Regions from separate parts of the Mus musculus genome. Here region 2 is linked to region 1. Evidence: chromatin loops called from intact Hi-C (ENCODE). Cell type or tissue: heart. All regions are shown on one strand. Links, peaks and the distances in the headings refer to the core of each region. The heading gives the core; the rest is flanking DNA.

What was found. Peaks named below come from ENCODE experiments on the same cell type or tissue, not always from the same donor. Only the 100,000 strongest peaks of a DNase experiment are listed, where the experiment ranks them.
Region 2: it touches region 1 in a loop (2.3-fold over the local background); 1 of 42 quality-filtered maps calls a loop at or near these places.

What each region holds. Positions count from the first base shown.
Region 1 is chr11:120,376,324-120,383,323 of GRCm38, reverse strand. Faap100 (Fanconi anemia core complex associated protein 100) reads left to right here and starts at 4,578. Exons shown (of 10, transcript NM_027980.2): 1 at 4,578-4,782; 2 at 4,878-4,996; 3 at 5,663-6,618. The coding sequence starts at 4,618. Nploc4 (NPL4 homolog, ubiquitin recognition factor) reads left to right here. Exons shown (of 17, transcript NM_001195023.1): 16 at 1-27; 17 at 698-3,526. The coding sequence ends at 855. In heart, for the core only: a CTCF peak has its summit at 4,460 (motif pointing left); DNase peaks (open chromatin) are centred at 2,853, 4,483, 4,973, 5,843 and 2 weaker places; H3K4me3 peaks cover 2,717 bases; H3K27ac peaks cover 3,026 bases.
Region 2 is chr11:120,312,049-120,319,048 of GRCm38, reverse strand. No RefSeq gene overlaps it. Among named protein-coding and RNA genes, the nearest start is that of Mir6935, 32 kb to the left of the region's middle. RefSeq lists an enhancer at 1,623-4,176. In heart, for the core only: no CTCF peak of the experiment used is centred there; DNase peaks (open chromatin) are centred at 1,938, 2,818 and 3,498; H3K4me3 peaks cover 2,636 bases; H3K27ac peaks cover 3,850 bases.

The sequences.
Region 1 (7,000 bases), core at 2,001-7,000:
AGTGGGCCACCATTGAGCAGTTATGCAGTAAGTGTTCTCGATTCCCTTCCACCAAGGGTCATAGTCAAAATATAGGGCATGAGCTCTGTCATTTAAATACTGGCCCTCTGGCCCAGGTGCCTCCTTGGAGTGCTTGGGCAAAGGGACAGACATGGGTGGCTGCTTTAGCTGGATTTACTAACAGTTTGCAAAAGAAGATGTAGGAATATACTATCATTCTTCAAGGACATGGCAGGGAAAGCATGAGACACCACTGCATGCTCATCAGAGTGCTAAAATGAAAAAAACCAAAACCAAACGAACCTGACAGTATCAAGCACTGTGGAGAGCATGGGGCAGGTTGGACTTGAACTCTACTTGGGAGTGGGTGTGGTATTTGAACTGGGACGTAGCCGTCTCAATGTTGAATCTTTACCAGGGTAAAGGAAGATACAAAGAAAGCTCCCAGAGTTTGTGTGAGAGTGAATCTATGCAGATGCTCACTACGGGGTGTGAGGTTCCCGCAGAAATACCTAGCAACAGGGAGCAGACTTCAAGTGCAAGTAGGAAGGTGTTTGCTGACTGGAGCCAGAACACTTGATGTGCTGACAGTTTGGGCTTACGCAGTAGGGGCTTTGAGCCACCCTGCCCTGCCATCTGGCTCTAAGGAGATGTCTTTTTCTGTGCAGGCATGACGTGTTCTCACTTTACCCTACAGGCACCGTTGGTGTGCAGCTCCCAGGCCTCCACGAGTTTGGTGCAGTCGGGGGCTCTGCACGCGCTGCTACCTCTGCCATGTGGGCCTGTCAGCACTGCACCTTCATGAACCAACCTGGCACAGGCCACTGCGAGATGTGCAGCCTCCCCCGGACCTAGGGCTCTGGGCCTCTGCTGCATGGGACTGGGCCAGCCCAGCCCTCTGAAGTCTGGAGCGCCACATGTTCCCTATAAGGCCTGAAGCCCACAGCCCTGAAACAGTGGGGCCAGCTGCCCTGGTATTCCAGATACCCTGAAGCGTCTCCGTGCAGATCTTGAAGAGAAAGAACCTCGGCTGCTGTGCTGGGGTTGAACAGAGCCTCCCACCTGGGAAGGCAGAGCAGACCTGCCCAAGAGCTCCCCACACGCCTCACGTGTTGGAGGGACTGAACACGTCCAGCCAATCACCTGAAATTGGGGTGTACAGAGAGGGTGCTGCTGTCACCCAGCTATCTCTCCTTCCTCTATGATCTTTGTTTTCTGCCTTCCCACCTTCTCCCCCAGTGTTCGGATGAATGTTCCTGGCTGTCTCTGTTCCCTTGCTGTGGGGCTGTGTCCCTCCTTTGGGAGCATGTGTGGCTAGGGTGTGGCAGCCTTTGTCTGACATGCAGTATAGTAGGTCCCTGACCTTTACTTGCCTGAAATCAGCAGTTATCAATAATTCCCACCCAGGAAACTTTTATTTATTGTTTTTTAAAGATAAAACTGCACAGATGGGAGTGAGAGATTTACCTCTGCTCCTTCCTCCTTCAGTGCAGCCCCTCTTGGGTGGTTTATTGGGCAGGAGGCCACCATCATTTCTCCTCAGAAGCAAACCTCAGTGCCTGAGACTTTCCTGCCACGCTGCAGACAGTGGCAGTTGGTAGCATGGGTGGTTCATCAGAGCAGTGGTGGCTCTTGCCTGGCAGTCAGCCCCTTCAAGTCTGGACAGCCCTGGAGTTCTGGTCCCCTCTCCTAGCACTGTACCTTTACCCAGCGAGTCCCCACACTGTGGTCTTCTTGCACAGTGTGTGGCAGTTGAGAAAGCCTAGAAAAGGTGCCCATTTGACCACTGTGAGGCAAATAGAAACAGTCCCTAAGGGTCCTATGTGGCTGTGTTGTGACAGCCCTTACCCAGGTAAGAGATGGATGTCGTGATGCCTCGTTGCCTTAATGAGAGCTGAGTCAGCTGTCCTTCACCCTGGGAAAGTCCATGCCAGCTGTGGACTGCTGGGAGCCATGTTTGTCACCTTAGTAGAATGCACCAATGTTCCCTTCTGCATCTCTGGCCCTGTGGACAGAACACTTATTGCTAGGTTATCTATCGTGTGGCAGGGCTGGCCAGCACCGTTGGGTCTCACCTGGCATGAGATCTGAAGCTAAAGCCCTGGGACTGTGGAGCCATTGGGCTTGGTTTGGTATTGACAGGGTCATCCTGAGGGGTTAGCAGTGGTAGAGAGCAAGGCAAGTGATCTCTCCAGCTACCTGCCAGCAGTAGAGAGAGAGAGAGAGAGTGCTGAGGGCTGGTAGTGTCTCTGGCTAGGGCTTCACCTTTCGGTTTTTTGTTTTTTGTTTTTTCTGGTCCCTGAGTCTGGCATTTCTGTCTGTGACTTAGCTATGTTTCTGATGCCAATCACACTAGCACCATTACATGCTGGGCAGGTGCTGGGCAGCACAGACGCTGGAGACCTGTTTGCCACTGCTTGTCCCCCATTCATCTTTGTCTACAAAGTTAATTACGTTCTCATGTTCTGGCATCCACATAATTCTTGTTTTCTCTGACTTATAGCTAAAGAAATTTTTGTGGTTTCTCTGCTTATGGTTTTGAGTTACTCTTTGTTCAGTAATGCACTTTATTTTATTGTCCAAAGAGAGTCAAGCTAAAGCTACCACCTTGGGGTGAGCCCTACAGAAGGTTCAGACCCGGGCAGCTCAGCTACCTCCTTCTACATGGAGGTGGCCCTGGTCCCACCTCTAATCCCTACTGTCATCAGGCACTACAGCCCAAAAAGAGGTGCTTGTGAGCACACCCACCCAAGTGAACCCAGTGGCTGCCATGGTCCTCTTCAGGCTCAGAGATGGGTCTAGCCCTGGCCTTGCTCTGATCAGCCTGCTCCTGGGGCATGGGTGCTCCCGCTTCTGCTCTGCTTGGGCTCACAGGTATGCACTGGCTGGGTGTGGATGAGTATTTTTCTGACCCCAGCCCTGCAGTGGAACCTAATAAAAGCACCTGAAGCGATTGTCCTGCTCCCAGTGCATTGTTCCTGTGCCCAGAACCACAGTCCACCGGTGTGGCATGGATGTGTTGCCTTGTAAGGACAGTCCTGAGTGTTAGAACCTGGTGTGCAGAAGATAAACTGACGATGCTTCCAACCCTGGAGGTGACTCCGATGCTGCAAAGAATTCATCTCCCACTTGTTTCCACTCAAGGTGTCTTCAGAGCAGCCTGGGGCTTGGGCTCAGATCTGTTTCAGAGACCACTCAGAAATGATAAAATAGGTCCAGGCTTCACCCTTGGGTTAAAGTTGGTTTTTGTTTTTTTGTTTTCACTTAATTTACAGCTGGGCATAGTGGTCTGTGCCTTTATTCCCAGTACTCTGGAAGCACAGACAGGCTACAACTATAAAGCCTAAGAAATAAATATTTGGGGCTGGGGGGTGTCCAGTTCCAGACAGAGCTTTTTGTTTTTTGTTTTGTTTTGTTTTCATAAGCGTTGCTGTTGTAGAACTAGCTTTGTAGACCAGCCTGGCCTTGAACTCAGATCCACCTGCCTCTGCCTCCTGAGTGCTGGGATTAAAGGTGTATACCACCACACAGCTTTTATTTATTTAATCGTATGCTTTTGTACACATAAATACCTTAGTAAAAGATGTAGGAGCCCCTGGAGCTGTTGGGGGTTGTGAGCTTCCCTATGTGGATGCTGGGAATCAAACTTGGGTCTTCTGCAAGTACAGCGTGTGCTCTTACGGCTGAGCCGTCTCTCCAGCCCCAGGATGTTGTTCTGACATCTACACTAGGGTTACACTATGCTCTCTAAGTTCACAGGACGTTTTGTGCCTGGTTGTGACCCCACACACCTTTGTAGATTTGTCCGCTGTAATTTTCAGATGAACGTTCTTTTAAGAGTCAAGGTTGCCTGCGCTGGCTCCGAACTCAAGTATTCCTGCCTTCAGCCCTCCGAGTAGCTGCCACTTCAGAAGCATAGGCAGTGGTGTCTAGTTTCTGATGAGTGCTCTGGAAGAGTAGTATTTCATCTTGTACTTGGAGCCTCATTCCAGGGTAGGATTCTCCGCCTGCTCCCTCAGGGAGCCCCAAGAAGAGCTGTCATTGAAGAAAATGTGGTTTCCCTTAGACCCAGCTCATTAGGGTTTTCAGCATCCTCTGCTGTAGAATCACATCCTGCCGCGTTCATGAGTGGAGCAAAGGCTCTTCTGGATGGCTGGCCTGAAGCACCTTTTTCCCTATCAAGGGACTGAATGGTGTGCTGTGCCACCCTACTCCTGAAACCCCGTGCTATACGGGTGGTGCTCTCAAGTGCTGTCACAAAACGGTGCCAGGGCAAGTGCTGCATACAAGCCTTGCACCAGAGCAACCTCTGCTCAACAGGTAGGTGATCCGAGGCAAGGGCCCTGACGCGGGCCCCAGTGAACTTGCAGGACTGCATTATTTGGCTACCCTCTGGCTTTGTGCCTCCCGTTGTGGCTCTTTGCTAAGCCACGGTGTTTGGGGGCGTTCCCGCCCTCTAGCGGACCGTAGAGCAACTGTCCCCGCCCCTGCAGCAGGCTCCGGCCACGCCTCCGCAGCGGCCGCTTTACGGCGGAGGCCGCGCCGCGCCGTGGGCGGCCGTAAAGCCTGGAGGCGGCACCGCCCCTCCGGGCTGAGCTCTGGCCCGGCGCCCGCAGGATGGCGGGCGCTTCCTCGCGCGTGCACTACCTGTCGGACTTCTGCTGCCCGCTCGGAGGCCGAGCGGCGGGGAAGCCGTTTGTGCTGCGGCATGAGGCTGAGGTCTTTCTGTCCACCGGACGCGAGTTCGTCTATGTGTATGACCAGGAGGGCGGGCTGCTGACGGTGAGCGGAGGGCGGGAGGGCGGGCGGGCGGCGCCGTTCCGAGGTGAGCCGGGGCCGCGTGTGCCCTCGCCTGACCTCGCTCTCCTGGCGCCCAGGCGGTGTACCAGTTTCCCGACCAGGTATGGCACCTGCAGCTCCTGGCCATCCGCAGGGCACTCTACGTCCTGTGTGCCCGGACTGGCATCTACTGCCTGTCGTTGGACTCGCTGGACAGGTGAGGGGGCGTGGCCCCACGCGGCCGGCCAGTGACAAGTCGGGTCCCCAGGGAGGCCGGCTTTCATGTCCTCCTAGTTGTGAGAGGTTTGTCCCAGTAGTAGTCCCTTTGACGGCCACTGACAACACACTGGGGTAGGAAGCAGAGGACTGCGGTCTAGGCCGCCCATTCCCGCTCTCTAGTACCTGTGCATATGCAGGCGTGGCAGTTGTGTCTGCTTTTGTGAAGTTCTTAGCTGTTGAGGCTCAGGTAGTGAAGTCTGCAACCAGGAGCACCGCTATCACTGCCCTCCGGTGCCTGGCAAGACCTCTTGGAAGTGGGTCTCAGAAGACGGTGTCTCTGGCAAGCAGTGAGTGGCAAAAGCTCGTGTCCCTTGGCTTGTGCTGGAAGAACTCACCGTGCACAGCCCAGGCAGCCTTGGGAATAGTTCCCAAGCTGCCTCGATCTGCAGAGCTATGTTTCTGGCTGATCCTGTGTCAAGCGTGTGTGTGTGTGTGTGTGTGTGTGTGTGTGTGAGAGAGAGAGAGAGAGAGAGAGAGAGAGACCTACCTGCTGAATGGCCTGTGATGTCTCCTGCCTAGCCTACTCAGAGCAAGTCAGGTTACTGCTGAGCACGGTGTGAGTCTACCCCACCCAATACTGACTATGCTTCCATTGTTCCTGAAGGTCTGGGAGCCAGGCCTGTGAGGACAAAGAGGAAGCGGCTCCCCCCTACCCTGTGATCCATGTGGACCCGGATGCGTGTGTCCTCCCTGACGCTGCCCTCTGTGCCTTCACCGTGCTGGATGATATGCTGGTCACCCTGGCACAGGGCCCCACCCAGTGGAAGATGCAGCTGTTTGAGCGTCCCTGTGCAGGGGAGGAGCCTCTGCCCAGAGGCCAGATTGGTGAGGTGGAGTTGTCCACTTGCACCCCACCAGGTGGGGTGCCAGAGAAGCCTGCAGCCCCCCGCTTCCTGCCCGTGCTGTGCTGCGTGTTCCCACCAGACTCCAGGGCACCTCATGGTCACCCCCAGGGCTGTGGGTGCTTCACGCTGGAGGAGGCTCTCTTTGGTCTACTCTTTGGAGTCGATGCCACCCTCCTGCAGTCCCCTGTGATCCTCTGCGGTCTCCCTGATGGCCAGCTTTGTTGTGTGGTCCTGAAGGCCTTGGTTACTTCTGGGTTAGCCCCTGGTGACCCAAAGGTCCTGGTCAAGATCCTCCACCACCTAGAGGAGCCTGTGATCTTCATTGGGGCTTTGAGGGCAGAGCCACACGAGGAGGAAGCAGCAGGAGAGCTGCTGCCTGGCCAGCATGAACACTCTGACTGCCTAGTAGCCCTTGGTCACCAGGGCCGGACACTGGCCATCAAGGCCAGCTGGAGTGAGTCAGGGAATCTGGTGCCGGAGCTGCGTGAGTATTGCCTCCCAGGGCCTGTGCTCTGTGCTGCCTGTGACAGGGATGGCCACGTGTACCACAGCACTCCCTCAGACCTCTGTGTGGTAGACTTGACTCGGAGAGACAGTCCTTGGAACCCTGAGAAGCCAGACGGGGCCATAGGAGGTCTACCCTCTGTGCTGTGCCCAGCCAGCTTGAACATCTGCAGCGCCCTGGCTCTGTGTGTGACAGCAAGGGCACCTACAGGTATGAGCTGCCATTCGTCATCATAGAGGCGCAGGACAGGCTCCTCCCTGACGGTCTCTTCCCTCAGCTGTCCTTCTTCCTTGCCTTTTTGTTTGGTGAGACTTTTGCTAATTCAGCAGGTATGGGCCTTCCTCATCAGGCTCATCACAGACCAGAAGTTCACTCACTCCTGTCTTGGGGTCAAGGACCTTTGTATGTGTGTCCTCCCTGGAACACGGCTGTGGCCCCTCAGTTGGGCGGGCGCCACAAGCATACGGCTTGTGGGGTTGGTTTAAGAGCATCTCCCACAGCAGCTTTCAAATCGGGTCAGGCCAAACCCCCACATGTCCTCTGAGAGCTCAAGGAGCCTGCTTTAGCTGCTGTGTGGCCTGTTTATGAGCCA
Region 2 (7,000 bases), core at 627-5,626, 63 kb after region 1:
AGTTCATGCCTCCCCCCACCACCATATGATATGGTCACAGATATGGGTGACATTTTAATGAGACTATCATTTACATTTTCCTGATGTCTTTTTACTGTTAATGTACTAACTTATTCTAAAGATCTACTTTATTTTTTATTTTATCTTGTTTATTGTTATTTGGTTTTTCGAGACAAGGTTTCTCTATGTAGCCCTGGCTGGCTACCATCCTGGAACTCACTCTGTAGATCAGACTGGCCTTGAACTCAGAGATCCACCTGTCCCTGTCTCCTGAGTGCTGGGGTTAAAGGTATGCACCATCATGCCTGACCCAATTTACTTTATTTTTTTAATATGTGCATGTGTGTCTTCGGGTGGGCATGTGCACTTGAGTGGAGGTGCCTTCCAGGACAAGAGAAATCACTGACATTTTGAGCTGGATGTGTAGAGCTTGCATACTCCCTCACACAGGCCCTGAGAACTGAACTCAGGTCTGCTGCTTGTGTAGCGTGCATCCAGCCACCCCTCTGGTCCCTGAATGTTTAAAGTATCCTTTCTCCTTGGTTTACCTTTCTTTCTTTGTTTTTGAGATGGTCTTTCTCTGTAGCCCAGACAGGCCTTGGACTACGCACCTCCCACCTCGTGAGCGCCGAGATCACAGGCCTGCATCACCAGGCGCTGTCACATTTGAAGAATTTTTTTTTTCGCGATAGCTTTCTACATTGAAAATGTATTAAGCCGGGCGAGGTGGCGCACGCCTTTAATCCCAGCACTCGGGAGGCAGAGGCAGGCGGATTTCTGAGTTCGAGGCCAGCCTGGTCTACAGAGTGAGTTCCAGGACAGCCAGGGAAACACAGAGAAACCCTGTCTCGAAAAAACCCAAAAAAAAAAAAAAAAAAAAAAGAAAGAAAGAAAATGTATTAAATCCAGGCAGAGGTGGTGTATACCTTTAATCCCAACATTCAGGAGGCAGGGCCAGGCAGCTGAAGGCCAGCTTGGTCTACAGAGTGACCAGGATTACAGGGCTACACAGAAAAATCCTCTCTCCCTCAACAAAACAAAACAAAACAAACAACAACCACAAAGACAAAAAGAGAGAAAGAAAATATTTTAGCAATTTTTTATCTTTGTTTGCTTAAATTAAACATTTTCTCCTAATTAATTTTACTGTGATATTCTTTTGAGATAAGGTGTCATGTAGCCTAGGCTGCCTCAAATCTACTACACTGCTGAGAGTAACTCTGAATTCTTAACCCTTCTCTTTCTACCTAAAGGTTCTAGAATTCTTTCTTGCAGGGGAGGAAGGCAAGCAGACTTGGGAGTTGTGACTGGCCACTGCTAGAGCAGGCTTGACCTGTTTTCCCTCCACTGTGGTATTACGTGAGCCTTGGTGAGCTCTGGTTAGACCCGGAAGCCTCCGGGCAGCTCCGCAGCACAGCGTTGGCTTCCTTTTTGTCCATTCCCCACCCCCACTCCCCACCCCACCCCCCACCCCCCCGGGAATGTTAGTGAAACACAAATCTTGCTGTTTGCGTTTGGTGGACAGTACAGACACCTTTGTCTGGTCTGCCTGGTTTTGTCTTCTATTCATTGCTTTTACAAGAGCAGGTTACATGCTGGTCAGAATGACCCACCATAAAGAAGTGGTCCTGAGGTCCCAATGAATCAATGTCTATCCGTATTTTTGACCTTCTCACACGAATACGCAATGTGCTCTGGTCACATTTATTCACCTCTGTCCCTCACTGTAAAGGACAGACATGGCTTCCATGTTTCTCTTTTTCTTTCCCCTCCTTTTTTAAGTTATAAAGAAAACATTGATTTTGACTCTTGATTCTGGGTCAGGGTTGGGAGCAATGTGCGGGGGAGCCTCAGGCAGCACAGGGCGAGACATGCTGAGAGACAGGAAGTCAGTCCTTCATGCTGTGACTCTGGAGAGGCATGTAGTATCTGGAGTCCCAGCAGCCACCTCGCCGCCACCAGGGAAGGAGGGAAATCAGCACCCACAGGTGTTGCAGGGGAAAGAGCAGAAGAATCTGGGACCCCGCCCGACGGGACAAAATCACACCGCACCTCTAACTACCTCAATTCCCAACCCCTCACCCCATCGATAATGTGAGAAAAATAATTCTTGCAAACTGAATCCCTGCTAATTGGCTCTCTGTAACCAAACTGACTAGCGAGCAGCTTCCTGGACATGCCTCTGTAGAGGACACCAGCCCCTGTTGGGAGCTTGGGGCTTGCAGAAGCCGGGGTTCTGGGGAGCTATGCTACAGCATGCAGGATTCCTGTCTGTAGTTAACAGATTTCAGCTCGGGGTAGCAGAGTGAGAAGACAGTCTGGGGACAAGATAAGGGTGCCCAGCGAAACCCTGGGGAGCCGTTTTCAGAAAGTGAGTATCCACCTGGGCAACAAGCAGCCGGCGTCCACGGTGGCCCGGCCTCTGCCACGATGTTACCTCGGCACTAGGGACCCAGGCTCGCAGACAACTGCTGCTTACCCCAAGACACTGAGCCCTCACCAATTGGGAGTGACCTTTTCCTGTTTAAAAGCAAGTACTGAAGTTGGTCAGGAGCCCGCTTTCTTGTTTTGTTTGGTGTGCAGCTCCAACGCAGGGCCTGGAGCTTAAGTGTTAAACATCAGCGTACACCTCCAGGTATGGCTTCTCTTCCGTTTTCTCAGCTCTGCCCTTCACACTCCCCTCTCCTCGCTCCACACACTGCTGGCTCGGCAAACAGCAAGCGTGGACCTCCGAGATTAGAAGGAACAAAAGCCTGGGGCTCCCAGCAGCCCTGCGGGCAAAGAGAACTTCATTATGATTGGGCGAGGCCGGGATTGCCTGAACCAATCACAATGCAGGGTAGGCAGGTCTGCTCTGGTTGGCTTGTGCTGGTGCTGGGCAGGATGGACGCCCAGCAGCTACTGTCTGGTCCGCAGGACGTTTTGGGAGACAGGAAGCAAGTGGTTTTGCCCCAGGCAAGCCTGAGAGTGGACCTAGAGCCAGTTGCTAACGTCAGTTCATTTCGTCCCGCTCACTGACCAGTTAGACAATTAAGTCCCGCAGCCTCGATGCCTTGCTTTTTTTTTTTGCCTGTGTGGTGGGGTTCACAATGCTGGGAGCTGTGTGCTAACTTATGTAAACGAGTGAGTGTTAATATGCGCGAGCCAGTGCGCGCGCGCGCGCGCACACACACACACACACACACACACACACACACACACACACACACACCACACAGCCACTGAGCCCTCACCAGAACAGAGGGATGGATGTCATTATTATGCCCTCCAGTCTCCTAACTGTGAACAATGCCTTTTTTCTCTATAAAGTGAGCCCATCTCCCATATTTCAATATAGTAAAGAAAAATGCTCCAATGCAGATGGCGTGTCATTTCTTTATTGCCAGGCAACAAATGACCTTACAACCCTGGAGCTTGAATAGACATCTGTTACCTCACACAGTGTTTGAGAGTGGGCAGTCGGCAGACTGGGGTGGTTTTGGCTCAGGTTCTCCCATGAGGGTGTGGCCGGGCTGGGGCTACAGTAGCTCACCCACTGCCAGGTGCAACCTATGTGGAAGAGAGGAACCAGAAACCATGGCAACCTTCATAGCTGGATTCCATGCGCATTATCACTCCTGTGGCCACAGACACTGTGGGAGGGTAGATGTAGGCAGAGCGGGAGCACCAAGATGCTGCAGTTTCTGTGTCCACCTATGTTGGTCTTAATCTCTCGGCATTCAGTTTTGTAAGGAAGCGCCAGGTTTTGCAGCAGTTTGGGAATCACACCCCAGAAGGCGAAGATGGTGCGTGCCCAGCCCTCTGTGGGAGGTCCCGCAGTTCAGTCCACTCGGGCCCACCCAGTGTATTCCAAGACCTGCATTTCTTTTTTTCTGTTTCTTTTTGCTGAAAATGCCCACATTGGCTGCAAATAAAAACCTTGCCTGGACATGTTGACTTTGTCTATCATGATGATAGATTTTAAGGAATGGGTAGGATCCAAGCTCTCCCTGTGAGCCACAATCAAAAACTTGTCAGCCTCAAGGAGGGTTCGGGGCTGTACCCTTACCCAGATTGCACAGTTTTACGAAAGTGAGATTGCAGCCACAGGCTGCAGGCAAATGAACTCACTGGCAAGATTGTACAAGAGGAGGCTATCTCAGGGGGTGGGACCAAACGAACAAGAGGAGGCTACCGCAGGGGGCGGATGCTAAACAAGCGTCAGAATCCGGGAATCCCTACAACTCCAGGGGCCTATGGCGCCAGACACTTGAGGATCAGGGGTTAGATTTTCAGCTATCTGTCCTGTGAAGCCTCCGAGGAAATAAGTCAGTCTGCACCACTTTAAAACAAACAAACCAACAACAACAACAACAACAACAACAACAACAAACCTAGCCTGGCGGTGGTGGCTCACACCTTTAATCCCAGCACAGAGAAACCCTGTCTGGAAAAGCCACAAACAAAAACAAAGCAAAACAAAACAAAAACCTAAATTAAATATGTCCACATAGGACAATCTTGAGGCAGCAGTGAGGAAGGGAGGGTGGGGAGTCAGACAAGGCTGTCAGTAAGTGTTCTTGGGAGTGCTCTGGCTCCCTCCCACTGACCACAAGGTCCTGCAGGCCCGTCCTTATGTGAGTCTAACTGCCTACACCAGCTTAGTGTCCTTGGTCAGCCATAGACCAGGCTCATCCACAAAGTGTCACAGAAACATCAAACAATAGCTGAAGGGGGGGGGGCGGGGAGGCGGGAGGCAGGAAGGAGGTCTGTCTGTCCAGAAAGCATCTGTGGGCCCACTCCTGGCCAGAGTGGTAATGTCCTTGTCCTGTAGGGTCTGCTTAGTTTCTGCACACAGCAGTGCTCAGAGGAGGTCTGTCTGGTCCTCCTGCTCTTCTTCCTTTGTGGGAAATTTCAGGGGCTGGAGTAGCAGGTCCAGCATCCCAGGTCTGCCTTTTCCCCAAGCAGGCCCTTCCAGAGTCCCCATGGGACAACTTCCTTACACCGGGAGTGTTTGCCAACTTGGCAGATAAGTAACCACTTGTGACTGAATTTTCGTTCTTTCTTTTGGGGAGGCTATGAAAAATCTTTGATAATCTTTGCTCATTTCCTACTAAGTGTCCCTGTTTTCCTTACTGAAGAAGGACCTTCTAGAATATTTGTTCCTATTTAGTTAATTTTGAGACAGAGTCTGACTGTGGAGCCCTGGCTGGCCACAAACTCCCAAAAAGATCTGGCTGTCTCTACCTCCTGTGTGCTGGTGGTATTTGTCTCTCAACCGCTTTGGTGTGCAGTTTGAAAGAAGCTAGCTAGCTGTGGCTTGAAAAAGGCTTTACATTCAGGCCGTCTGTTGTGTGTCAGATGCATGTAAGTGACGTGGGTCTACCATTCATGCACCTGCAGAGCCCAGAGGTCAATGTGGGCTGTGCTCCTAAAGGGCTTTGCCACATTGTGTTTTTTTTCATTTATTTGGTGTGTGTGCATGCATATGTGTATATATGTGTCTGTGCATGTGTGTATACATGTGTGTGTGTGTGTGTTTAGTTTAGAGAATAACTTGCAGAAATCAGTTTTTTCTTCCATATGTTAGTTCCAGGGACTGGGCTCAGGTTACTAGGCTTGGCAGCAAGAGCCTTTTTCTCTCCAGTGTTCTGTTTTGTCTGTTTTTCTTTTCTTTCTTTTCCTTTTTTTTTTTTTTTTTTGAAACGGGATTTCTCTGTGTAGCAGCCCTGGGTATCCTGGAGCTCTCGTTGTAGACCATACTGGTCTTGAACGCAAGCCTGTCTCTCCATCTTATTTTTTAAAACAGAGTCTCTCCTGCCAGTTTCCACACTTAGCCTTTATGTGGGTGCTGGGTATCTAAATTCAGTCCCTGTGCCTGCTGCCGGCACAGCAGGCCTTCACCCTGAGCCACTTCCAGCTGCATATTTTCGTTGTTCTAATTTCACACCATAGACTGGTTTGAAACAATTCAGAGATGCCGTTTATTGTCAGGTGTGGTGGTGGTTGCCCTTAACCCCAGCACTCTGGAGGCAGAAGCAGGCAGATTTCTGTGAATTCGAGGTCAGCCTGGTCTACAATGCAAAGTCCAGGACAACCAGGGGTAGATAGAGAAACTCTGTCTCGAAAAACCAAGACAAACAAAAAAACCAACCACACAAAAAATGATGTAGTTCATTAAGATGAGATTTTAAAAAAAGTTTTAAGCATTAATATGTAGATCAGGCTGACCTCAAACTTGGGTGATTTTTCGGCTTCACCTTTTAGGTGCTGGGATCATTGGCATGAGCCCTACAGTGAGCTCAGAACTAAGTCAATAGTGAGTGTATGTGTGCCATGGCTTCCTAGTCAGTTTGAGGTAGGCTGGGAAGACAGAAGACATGAAGGATGTTCGAGGAACAGAGCCCCCTTTCATCAGTCTGCTCAAGTCTTTCGCTGAGCGTCAAGAATTCCAGCATGATTCATAAAATTTGTTGTGAAGGTTGTCTCTGAAGAGACAATATCCCTTTTATACAGAAATATCTCAAATAAGAATAAACCAGCAATAAACCAGGCTTGAGACCTAAAGTACGTGACCTCTGACCTCTGAGTTCGGCCTCATTCCTTTCCCAGATATAAACCTGCAATTTTCTAGGAATCTCACAGGCAAGATTATAAACCCCATTATGGTAACAGACATGGCTTAACCTGTGTGCAACCCTCCCAACCCATGGTTTCACCACATTAGATTGTCACCCTACCCGACCGAACCACTTCAGGAATTGCCGGATCTAATTTACTGAAGGTGGGAGGGGGTCACTTCCAAACGCCTTGAGCAACAGAAGCCTCAGCAGTCACCAAGAAAGTACATATATGGTTACTGCTAGTCGCTCAAAGCAGGAAGCTCGAGAGAAAGGCCACACTCACATCTAGGTGTGCAGGACCCTTTCCCTGGTCACCTTTGATACTTAAAGCTGTTAGCAATCTCATCTTAATAAACTCTGTCTCTGAATCCTGGTTTCATCTGAGAACTGCTCTGAAG